2 separate regions of the Homo sapiens genome follow, and region 1 is linked to region 2. A link is a contact called in ENCODE Hi-C or POLR2A ChIA-PET data. All regions are on one chromosome and are shown on one strand. The core of a region is the stretch at or near the end of the contact, and the rest is flanking DNA. Distances in the headings are between cores, read along the strand shown.

Region 1 (5,592 bases), core at 384-2,883, 290 kb before region 2:
GCAGGATCCCTTGTGCCCAGAAGTTGGAGGATGCAGTGAGCTGTGATAGCTACACACTCCAGCCTAGGTGACAGTGACAGAGCAAGATCCTGTGTCTAAACAAGAAAAAGAAACGGTATCTGTGCAAAAAAAAAAAAAGTATTCAAAAGTCTAAACCTTGTGTTAGAGACAGCCATTGCACAAACAAGAAGAAAGGGAATTCATTAGACCATGCATAAGTATCAGAAAGAGCCTGAATGTTTTTTTAAATCATTATTATTTACAATTTTTTTTTTTTTTTTTGAGACGGAGTCTTGCTCTGTCACCCAGGCTGGAGTGCAGTGACGCGATCTCGGCTCATTGCAAGCTCTGCCTCCCGGGTTCACGCCATTCTCCTGCCTCAGCCTCCCAAGCAGCTGGGACTACAGGTGCCCGTCACCGCGCCTGGCTAATTTTTTGTATTTTTAGTAGAGACGGGGTTTCACTGCATTAGCCAGGATGGTCTTGATCTCCTGACCTCGTGATCTGCCCGTCTCGGCCTCCCAAAGTGCTGGGATTACAGGCGTGAGCAACTGCGCCTGGCCTATTTACAAAAATTTTTTAGAGACAGAGTCTTGCTCCATCATCCGGCTGCAGCCTGGACTTCCTGGGCTCTGACAATCCTCCTACCTCAGCCTCCTGAGTAGTTAGTATTACAGGCATAGGCAACCATGCCCAGCTAATTATTTTTAAAGTGTTTTGTAGAGGCAGGGTCTCACTATGTTGCCCAGGCTGGCCTCAAATTCTAGACCTCACCTGGCATGGTGGCTCACGCCTGTAATCCCAACACTTTGGGAGGCCAAGGCAGGATTGCTTAAGCCTAGGAGTTCTCCAACTCCAGCATAGTGAGACCCCATCTCTACCAAAAATACAAAAATTAGCCTGACATGGTGGTGCATGCCTGTAATCCCAGCTACTGGGGAGGCTGAGGTGGGAGGCTTGCTCGAGCCTGGGAGGCAGAAGTTGCAGTGAGCCAAGATCGTACCACTGCACTCCAGCCTGGGTGACAGAGTGAGACTCTGTCTCAAAAATAAAATAAATAAAAACAGGCCAGGCATGGTGGCTCACACCTGTAATCCTAGAACTTTGGGAGGCTGAGGTGGGCGGATTGCCTGAGCTCAGGAGTTCGAGACCAGCCCGGGCAACGTGGTGAAACCCTGTCTCTACTAAAATACAAAAAAAAAAAAAAAAAATTAGCCAGGCATGTTGGCATGTGCCCGTAATCCCAGCTACTTGGGAGGCTGAGGCAGGAGAATTGTGTCAACCCAGGAAGTGGAGGTTGCAGTGAGCTGAGATTGTGCCACTGCACTCCAGTCTGGGCGGCGGAGCAAGACTCCATCTCCAAAAAATAATAATAATAATAGTAAATAAAATAAAAATAATAAAAATAAGAAATAAATATATCACCTCGTTAGTCCTTACAACAAAGCCAATAGCCTTTGTTCACATAAGTGGAATCCCACTCTCATTTCATAGCTAAGAAAACTGAGGCTCAGAAGAGAATAGGATTTACCCAAAGTCTCAGGAATTCATCTGAGCCCTATGGACCACCCCACAGCAGTGCAGATTATCTTTGCAAGGTATTACGTGCCTAAGACAGTCTTTCCAGTAGATGACTCAGTGAGCTGGCACCACTTGCAGACTAGCCAGTAGAGTGACCACAGTGTATCAGGAAGATGTGTCACTGAGAAAACAAAACCAGCAAGGATTGTGTGATGCCACAGTGACTCACTGTGCCCAAGGTCCCCCACTCTAACTAGGAGTATTCCCCAGTGGCCTTTATACAACTTGCTGATCTTTTCCTACTTGGCTCGTCTACTCGCCGCACAATCATTCCCATGCAGCCCCACCCCACCCCAGTCCCACCCGTCCTCCTGATGGGGCCTGCTTCTCATCCTCCGCTGAGGTGTCAGATTGACTTCCAGAGGCTTCTGCAGAGCACTTCTCACTCCAATCTCCTCCAATTCTCTAAGCACAAGCAGGAACCTGGGCATTTCCAGCTGCTCAAGCTAAGAGGTCCCCCTTCCAGCCTGGCTCGTGCTGGTGCTTAGGTGGGGCTCCTGTCCCTATCCCCTACAGCTCTGTTGTCTCTCGATATGTCACTCTTTGCACCAGAAAGAACAACCAAGGATCATTCTCAATGCTTCACACAGAAACCCTCTTCTCCCAAATGAATTTCCCGTTCCCTTTCTCAGGGACCCCCAAAGGTATAGCTGCAGCCTCCCAGAACACTTATTCTACAGGAGGCTGCTTAGACCACAGCTGTATTCGGGAAAAGGAAATTTCATTAGGATGTAATGATCTCAGGCCTCCAAAGCCCTGGCTGGCTGGAAAAAGGAGGCTACAGTCAGGATCCTGTCCAAGCCGCCAGAAGAAGTGGCTGATGGCTTTCTAGGCTGCCTCTCTCTGTGCATAATCCTGCTCATATCTCACTGGTCACAGCTGCAAAGGAGTTTAGGAGTGTAGTATCTTAGATGGGCACATATCCCTAGAAAAGCATTGCAAAGCAGAAGGGGAAAATGGAGTTGGGTAGACAACAAGTATTCTCAGAAGATAAGGGCATAGCTGGCAATCTGAACAGTGAGTGTTAAGGTTAGCCATTCCAATATCACACAGATAAGAAAAGGCCCTATGATTTGGCAACCAAGAGATTACTCATGGCCTTGGAAAAGACAAACCTAGCAGAACACTGGATTGGGAGTGGGGTTAAGCAATGAGTGGGGGTGAGGAAGTGGAGACATGGGACCCAGACTTTTCTACAGAGATGTTTCAGTAAAGAGAAATGAGGGCTGGGCGCAGTGGCTCATGCCTGTAATCCCAGAATTTTGGGAGGCCGAGACGGGCGGATCACAAGGCCAGGAGATCGAGACCATCCTGGCTAACATGGTGAAACCCCGTCTCTACTAAAAATACAAAAAATTAGCCAGGTGTGGTGGCGGGCGCTTGTAGTCCCAGCTACTCAGGAGGTTGAGGCAGGAGAATAGTGTGAACCCGGGAGGTGGAGCTTGCAGTGAGCTGACACAGTGCCACTGCACTCCAGCCTGGGCAACAGAGAAAGACTCCATCTCAAAAAAAAAAAAGAAAAAAAAAGAGAGAAATGAGAGACAGAGAAATAGACAGCTGTATTATAAAAATATACACATAATTCCTAACCTTTATTTTGACTGCTTCTTTTCCTCTCCCCAACTCAATCTTGGCAACAGTTACTAATAGCAAAATTGACTGACCTGAGTTCCAGCTTCTCTCTGTTCTTCTTCCCAGGGAAGGTGCTAATGAGGAATGAAATGGCCAAAGGCTGAACTGCGGGAGGGAGAAGTGAAGCTCTGGAACATGCAGCAGCTGAGCGTGGAGCACTGAGGATTTTCTCCATGACAAAAAGGAGTTTTATCATGGCCAGGTGTGGTGGCTTATGCCTGTAATCCCAGCACTTTGGAAGGCTGAGGTGGTAGGATTGCTTGAGGCCAGGAGTTCAAGATCAGCCTGAGCAACATAGCAAGACCCCGTCTCTAAAAAATTAATAAATAAATAAAAAGATTAGCCGGGCATGGTGGCCTGTGCCTGTAGTCTCAGCTACTTGGGAGGCTGAGGTGAGAAGATGGCTTGAGCCCTGGAGGTTGAAATGCAGTAAGCAGTGATAGCACCACTGCGCTCCAGCCTGGGTGACAGAGTGAGACCTTTTTTTTTTTTCTTTCAGTGAAAGTACAGAGATTTATTGCAAAGGCAGAATTACACACTTAAGAAAGGGAAGTGCAAGTGCAATGGGGTTTGGAGTCCCTACATTTATGGGTTTATTGAATTAAGGGGTGGAATATTCATGAAGATTCCTGGAAAAAGATGGAAATTTATCAGAACTGCGGTGCAAACCTAATGCTAAGAAAAGTTCTAATCATAGAAGAACAAAACCCCTTGAGAATTAAAATGAATGAAAATCCATTTGCCTCTTTCATTACCCCTACAATAATAGGACTGCCCATAGTTATTTTAATTATCTTATTCCCAAATATTCTATTCCCATCATGTAGTCGCCTGATCAATAACTGGCTGGTTTCTGTACAACAGTGACTAATATTAAAACAGATAATAATAATAATGTATAACATCAAAGAATGAATCTATCTCTTTTTTTTTTGAGACAGAAAATCGCTCTGCTGCCAGGCTGGAATGCAATGCCTCTATCTTGGCCCACTACAATCTCCACCTCTCTGGTTCAAGCGATTCCCCTGCCTCAGCCTCCGGAGTAGCTGGGACTACAGGCGTGTGCCACCACATCTGGCTAATTTTTTGTATTTTAGTAGAGAAGGAGTTTCACTATGTTAGCCAGGATGGTCTCAATCTCCTCACCTCGTGATCCACCTGCCTCAGCCTCCTAAAATGCTGGGATTACAGGTGTGAGCCCATGCACACGGCCACTCTCTTAATTCTTGTGGCAAAGCATTTCTGAACAAGTGAGGGCTATCCTTAAAGCCCTGAGGCAGTACTATCCAGGTGTACTGCTGGGTAAAATTAGTTTCAGGATTAGTCCACCCAAAAGCAAACAAAAATTGAGAGTCAGAGTGTAAAAGGATACAAAATAAAGCATTATTGAAATCTAATATCGTGAATCAATTGGTGTCTCTGGTATTTGGGTAAATATGGCATAAGGATTTGACACTATAGGGCTGGGCGCAGTGGCTCACGCCTCTAAACCCAGCACTTTGGGAGGCCGAGGCATGTGGATCGCTTGAGGTCAGGAGTTCGAGATCAGCCTGGCCAACATGATGAAACCTCGTCTCTACTAAAAATACAAAAATTATCCAAGCATGGTGGTGCGTGCCTGTAGTCCCAGCTACTCCAGAGGCTGAGGCAGGAGAATTGCTTGAACCTGGGAGGCAGAGGTTGCAGTGAGCTGAGATTGCGCCACTGCACTCCAGAGCAAGACTCCGTCTCAAAAAAATAAATAAGTAATTAAAAAGGATTTGACACTATAGAATGTAAGGTAATTACAACCTCATTAATAGCTCCTAAGTCTTGAACTAGATGATTATTCTGCATTTGGTTTTTGGACAGGGACGGAAGGAGTATTACAAAGAGACTGACTGACATGGAACCAGGAGGCCCTGTTTTAAAAACTTCTCAATTAAAGGTTGGCGTCCTCACCTGGCTTCCGGTTTGAGGGCATATTGGCTCTTGCATGGGAAATTGTTTTTGTCTTTAAAGCGATGATCACGGCTGGGCGCAGTGGCTCAAGTCTGTAATCCCAGCACTTTGGGAGGCTGAGGCGGGCACATCACAAGATCAGGAGATCGAGACGATCCTGGCTAACATGGTGAAACCCGTCTCTACTAAAAATACAAAAAAAATTAGCCGGGCGTGGTGGCGGGCGCCTGTAGTCCCAGCTACTTGGGAGTCTGAGGCAGGAGAATGGCTTGAACCCGGGAGGCGGAGCTTGCAGTGAGCCGAGATCGCACCACTGCACTCCAGCCTGGGCGACAGAGCGAGACTCCGATCTCAAAAAAAAAAAAAAAAAAAAAAAAAAAGAGATGATCACAGGCTGAGCATGTATTGCTTTGCAAGGGGTTTCTTGGTCCCATACTT
Region 2 (5,173 bases), core at 1,051-3,550:
TAGCCTCTTTCTGAATTTTAATCCCAGCTCTGGCTAAAAGCCTGAAAGCAAAATATGAATCGTAGCTCCACAATTATAACGTGGGACTTTCTTTATAAAATGAAGTTGCTCTAGCAGAAAGCCAGGGCTACAAATCAGTAGCGGCTTCAGGATGCATGGCCTCTTTCTGGCATAGGAGGCCCCTTTTTCTTCTCAGTCGCGGTGTTTCTTCCAACATCTATGCATGTTGAAGTCTGGAGAAGGCTGATGCTGAGAGATATGTACTAATGAAATGCACAGGTGTTATCTTTTTCTGTTCCAAGTCCCTGTGTGCCCTCCTGTCTTGGTGGGTGGCATGGCAGGACATAGAAACACTTGGAACCTGTTTACTATTTTCCAAAAAGGCCTTGCCTGTAGCCCATTGATCTACCCACTATGTATATTCATTTTAATGCTGTTTTTGAGTCCGTTGACTACCCCGGGAAATCAAAGTTGACTACCACAGCCCTAGTCCTCAAGTGTCTTGCCTGCAATGAGGTTACCTGGCCTATTAGAATTAAGGACTAAAATGCAGGAGCTGGGGTCACACCTGCCAGCTGTTTGTGAGCCCTGAAGATGTTGGGGATTTAAATTTTAGATAGATCATTGTAGCTGCAAGGGGTAGGACGGATAGGTGGGGTATCCAGAGTCCTTGGATACCTTGTCTTCCTGGACCCTCTCTCAGCACCCTTGGGCTAAGATGCACTCTTGAACACATTTCCTCTATGGCCCCTTTCAGATCTGCTGATGATACCTGGATTCCTTCTTTCAGAGTGACCCAGCCCCATCCCAGGGAACGGGCAGATGGGCTCTGTTGCCCATCTCAAAGTTCCCTTACTTTTTTTCTTTTGAGGTTTTATCAGTCCAGAAGTGGAAAGAAGATGGATGCCATTAGCTTTAGAAATATTTTTTATGTTTTAGGGAGAAAGAAGCAGAGAATATACTTTTAGATGAGCACACTTTAAAATACCAGTAAGACAGACTTGTTGGAAGACAGGCATTGTGAAGAACTGTTGTTGTTTTTTGGTTTTTTTTTTTTTTTTTTTTTTGCAACAGCTTTCCCCACTTTGGGAAATGAGAACTTATGCCCTCCTGAATGTTGTATTTGATGGGACTTAGATCCATGGGGGAATTTTATTTTATTTTTTAGGAAAAGGTAACCTACTAAGTATAGTTATATCCTTCTAGCATGAAATATAATCATTTATTAGACCAGAACTGTTTGTTAATTCAGCAGTGTGTCTTGAAAAAGAGCCACCCTCAAATTTAAAGTAGAAATAGATTCTTCATTCTACACCTTTTTGACATCAGATTTGCTTTCCTGGTCTCAGTGCAGGTGCCCCTACTGTTTGGTGTTTGGGACACAGCCTCCGAGTAAGTCCAAGGAGAGCTTGGGGTTAGGCAGTATAGGCCATGAGCCCCTTGCCAGCCTCCCAGGGACTTTGAGAGGAGCTGTTTGGGGCAAGATGCTTAATGAAAGGATGTTTTGTAATTTAGAGAGAAAAAAGAAATTTATCCCATAGATAACTAAACCCTCAATGGGAATATTAGAAAATACAATTGTCACATTATGTAATATTTGTACATTTTCCACTGCAAGTAAGAATGCGTCCTTTCCTTAATTTTAAAATATGGAAAAGGTCGACCTTTCTGCTACCGTAAGGAAAATCAAGGGAAAGGGAGGTTTTATACATGATATGGGGAACTTGGTATAATTATTTAGCTCAGTATGAAATTCTGCCACAGGAATATAAGGTAATTAATTTCTCTAAGTATGAAATGCAATCTTGAAAAACTAGGAAACAGGTGCCGAGGTGACAAGATAGGAAGAGAAGCTGAGTGTTGTGCAGTGGCACCGAACAACTTCTGGAACATTCCAGAGCGTGGCTTTGTAGCTGGAGAGAGCCTCCTGGCTTCTGTGTGGCGACCGAGACTGACCCCTGCTGGCAGATTGTTGCTAAGCCGTGGCTGTTAATGAAGCAGGGCAATAAGGCCCTTAAGCAGGAGATCCTGCCAGGCCACAGGCAGGTCTGTCTCCGAGGCTATGCCTTGTACCAGCCCTTGATGCTGTTGCCTGAATTCCCAGTGGGAAGAAAAATGGACCCAGCAGTTTTTAGTGTTTTGGTCTCAGTTTCCACCATCTCTCCCCTTTCCCAGTCTGGGATGTCAGTGTTTGCTCTCTCCTCCCTACCCTCTGTTACCTCAAGATTTCATGGAAATAAAAAGCCCTGCTAACATCACAAAGAGGCTGAAAATTCCAGATCCACCTCGGAGCCAGACACTTGAGAAATTTGATGCCAAGGTAACCTGCGTTTGGGAAAACATCCTTATTAGGTTTATTTAAGAACGATTTGAAAAATTCCTATAAGTGAAAATCAGATGGGAAGAAGTCCAAAAATCTGATTCATGCCATGACTGTGATACAACCAAGATCTTCGTGAGCCAGTGGATGGGGAAGAGAGATAATGTACAATATTTCTATGTGTTTCCTGGAAAAATTCTTAAACGGATTATAAAAAGCACTAAGTGTAAAGGAAAATGTTAATACATTGGACTGCATTAAATAATAGACCAGCAGAGGTCTGGCGTGGTGACTCATGCCTGTAATCCCAGAACTTTGGGAGGCTGAGGCAGGCAGATCACTTGAGGTCAGTAGTTCGAGACTGGCCTGGCCAACACGATGAAACCCCATCTCTAGTAAAATTATAAAATTAGCTGGGCATGGTGGCACACACCTGTAATCCCAGCTGCTAGGGAGGCTGAAGCATGAGAATCACTTGAACCCCAAAGGCAGAGGTTGCAGTGAGCTGAGATGGCACCACTGCACTCCAGCCTAGACGACAGAATAAGACTCTGTCTCAAAAAACCCCCAAAAAATAGATGTGCAGAGTCTTTATTTGTGGTAGAGGTTAGTGTTTTCCCCACTACATTTTCCACCAGCTTGTTCTGGGAGCTGCTTTTGGGTGCTGGTGAGGAGTAATTCGTGGTTTAGGAAGCTTGAGTGCGGGTGCTGGGTCCTCTGCTTGTTGCTCAGCAGGGTACTGGAGGCCAGGAAGGCTGGCGCTGCAGAAATCTGTCTTCAGTGCACTTACTGCTGTTGCCATGGACAGCTCATTCGTATAGCTGGTGTGGAGCTAATGAAGTAGGGATGTTTTTAAAATGAAATTTTAAAAATGGGGTTTGAGAAGTACATAAACAGTTCATTGTGGCATAAAATGACATTATAATCATTTAATTTTGAGATGATTTAAAAATCATTTCCTCATGTTCCATGTTCTACAGCTTACCAGTCAGGAAAAAGGATAATTTTGTGGGACTCAATGAAGTGATGAAATTGAGAACAAAGCCTTTCATCTTTGGACTTACACTTCCATGTTCCTAAAAGAGTTAGGCAGGGATATGTAGGTAAATCAAAGACTGGAAACGTAGGGTCTTTGGAAACTTTTTTCTGGGTCATCTTTTTAGTCTTAAAGCTAAGCCTTCAGTTGCCAAGCAGTGGTTTTTTTAATGAATGAGGCTGGTCAATAGGATATCTATATTTTAAAAACCTCAACCACAAGTAACACCCTACACAAAAACCAATTACAGATAGATAGTAGACCTAATTGTAAAACAATAAATGTTCTAGAAAATGACAGAGAACATGTTTATGAAGTTGAGGTACAAAATAATTTTGTAAACAGGATCTAAATAGAACTAACCCTAAAGGAAAAGATTAATCAGGCATTTTTGTTAATTGAAACATCAAAGAATGAAAGGTAGACTGGTATTGGGGGAAGATATTTGCTACACTTATACCTGTTAAAGGGCTTGTGTCCTGAATTTAAAAAAAAGGTCAGGTGCGGTGGCTCACACCTGTAATCCCAGCACTTTGGAGGCCGAGGCAGGCGGGGATCGCCTGAGGTCAGGCGTTCAAGACAGCCTGGCCAACATGGTGAAACTCTGTCTCTACTAAAAATACAAAAATTAGCCAGGCATGGTGGCAGGCACCTGTAATCCCAGCTACCTGGGAGGCTGAGACAGGAGAATCGCTTGAACCCAGGAGGTGGAGGTTGCAGTGAGCTGAGACCATGCCACTGCACTCCAGCCTGAGCAAGAAGAGTGAAACTCCATCTCAAAAAAAAAGAAAACCTCCTCCTACAGATCAGTAAGAAAGACAATCCAGTAGAAAAATGGGGAGGAGATTTGTAAACTTCATGAAAGAGGATATAAAAATGGACAATAAACATAAAGTGTTCAACCTGGGTCATCAGGGGAATGCAAATTAAAACTGCAATGGGATGTCACCAGCAGTCGTAAGAAAGAATAAAATGAAAAAGACCACAGTACTAAGTGTTGGTGAGGACATGCTCCTGGTATGCAAATTGCTATAACCACTTTAGAAAACTGTCAGTATTGACTAAAGCTGAATACACACTCCTGTCAGACAGCAATTCTTCTCGTAGGTGGATCCCCAAAAGAAACATGCATGTGTACCCCAAAAGTCATGCCCAAAATGTTCACAGAAGTATTATTCATAATTGCCTTAACCTGGAAACAACTCAGATGTTCCTCACATGTAGAATGGATTTTTTTGTATAATCCTATCATGGGGTACTGTGCAGCCCTGAATGAAAAACCTGTTATGTGCAACAAAAGTGTGATGTCTTGCAGACATAACACTGAGAGAAAGAACCCAGGCACAGAATTGTTTTCTGTATATAAAACTCAAAAAGAGGCAACACTCATCTCTAGTGCCTAGGGGTCAAGGTAACCACATCTTGCTGGGGAGAAGAGTGACTAGAACAGGCACAAGGGGACTTCTGGGGCTCTCGTTCCATTCTGACGATGGACGGGTTTGTGGATACACAGGCGAGATTATGTTGTGAGAATCCATCAGGCTGCATATTATGACTTGTGCATGTAAAACATGTATGCTACACCTATTAAAACGTGTTTGTTTTAGAAATGCCTTCAGTATGTACAGCTATGATAGATCAACAGAAAAAATAAAACACTTTAAAATTTCTTTAAAAATTTTTAAAAAGCAGTGCCTTCAAACACCCAGGCTATTGTGCAGCGTGTTGCTACTGTCTGTGATGCCTGCGAGGCATGGGTGAGAGGAGGAGGCGGTGCCAGTGAGTAGAGTGAGATCGTGATATTGCTAAATCACTTT

The links. Hi-C counts contacts between places; a loop is a spot of excess contacts on that map. ChIA-PET counts read pairs that join two places held with the same protein, here RNA polymerase II (POLR2A). Pooled maps may share reads with other maps.
Region 1: a map of PC-3 shows a loop between it and region 2 (12-fold over the local background). The contact joins two enhancer-like sites. A Hi-C loop is called at or near these places in 11 of 168 maps with a recorded cell type or tissue (K562, PC-3, PC-9 and 6 more) and 3 of 50 pooled maps. POLR2A ChIA-PET finds 5 or more read pairs at or near these places in 5 of 52 experiments (AG04450, BJ, MCF 10A and 2 more).

The regions. Positions count from the first base shown.
Region 1 is chr17:66,274,123-66,279,714 of GRCh38, forward strand. No RefSeq gene overlaps it. Among named protein-coding and RNA genes, the nearest start is that of PRKCA, 26 kb to the right of the region's middle. RefSeq lists a silencer at 2,409-2,703. Within about 2 kb of position 1,634, at least 4 of the 41 ENCODE cell types and tissues checked have a DNase peak (open chromatin) inside an H3K27ac peak, as active enhancers do; they include PC-3, PC-9 and endothelial cell of umbilical vein, where a contact is called at or near this core.
Region 2 is chr17:66,565,436-66,570,608 of GRCh38, forward strand. All of the region lies in intron 3 of PRKCA (protein kinase C alpha), which reads left to right. Among named protein-coding and RNA genes, the nearest start is that of PRKCA-AS1, 150 kb to the left of the region's middle. Within about 2 kb of position 2,301, at least 5 of the 41 ENCODE cell types and tissues checked have a DNase peak (open chromatin) inside an H3K27ac peak, as active enhancers do; they include PC-3, PC-9 and endothelial cell of umbilical vein, where a contact is called at or near this core.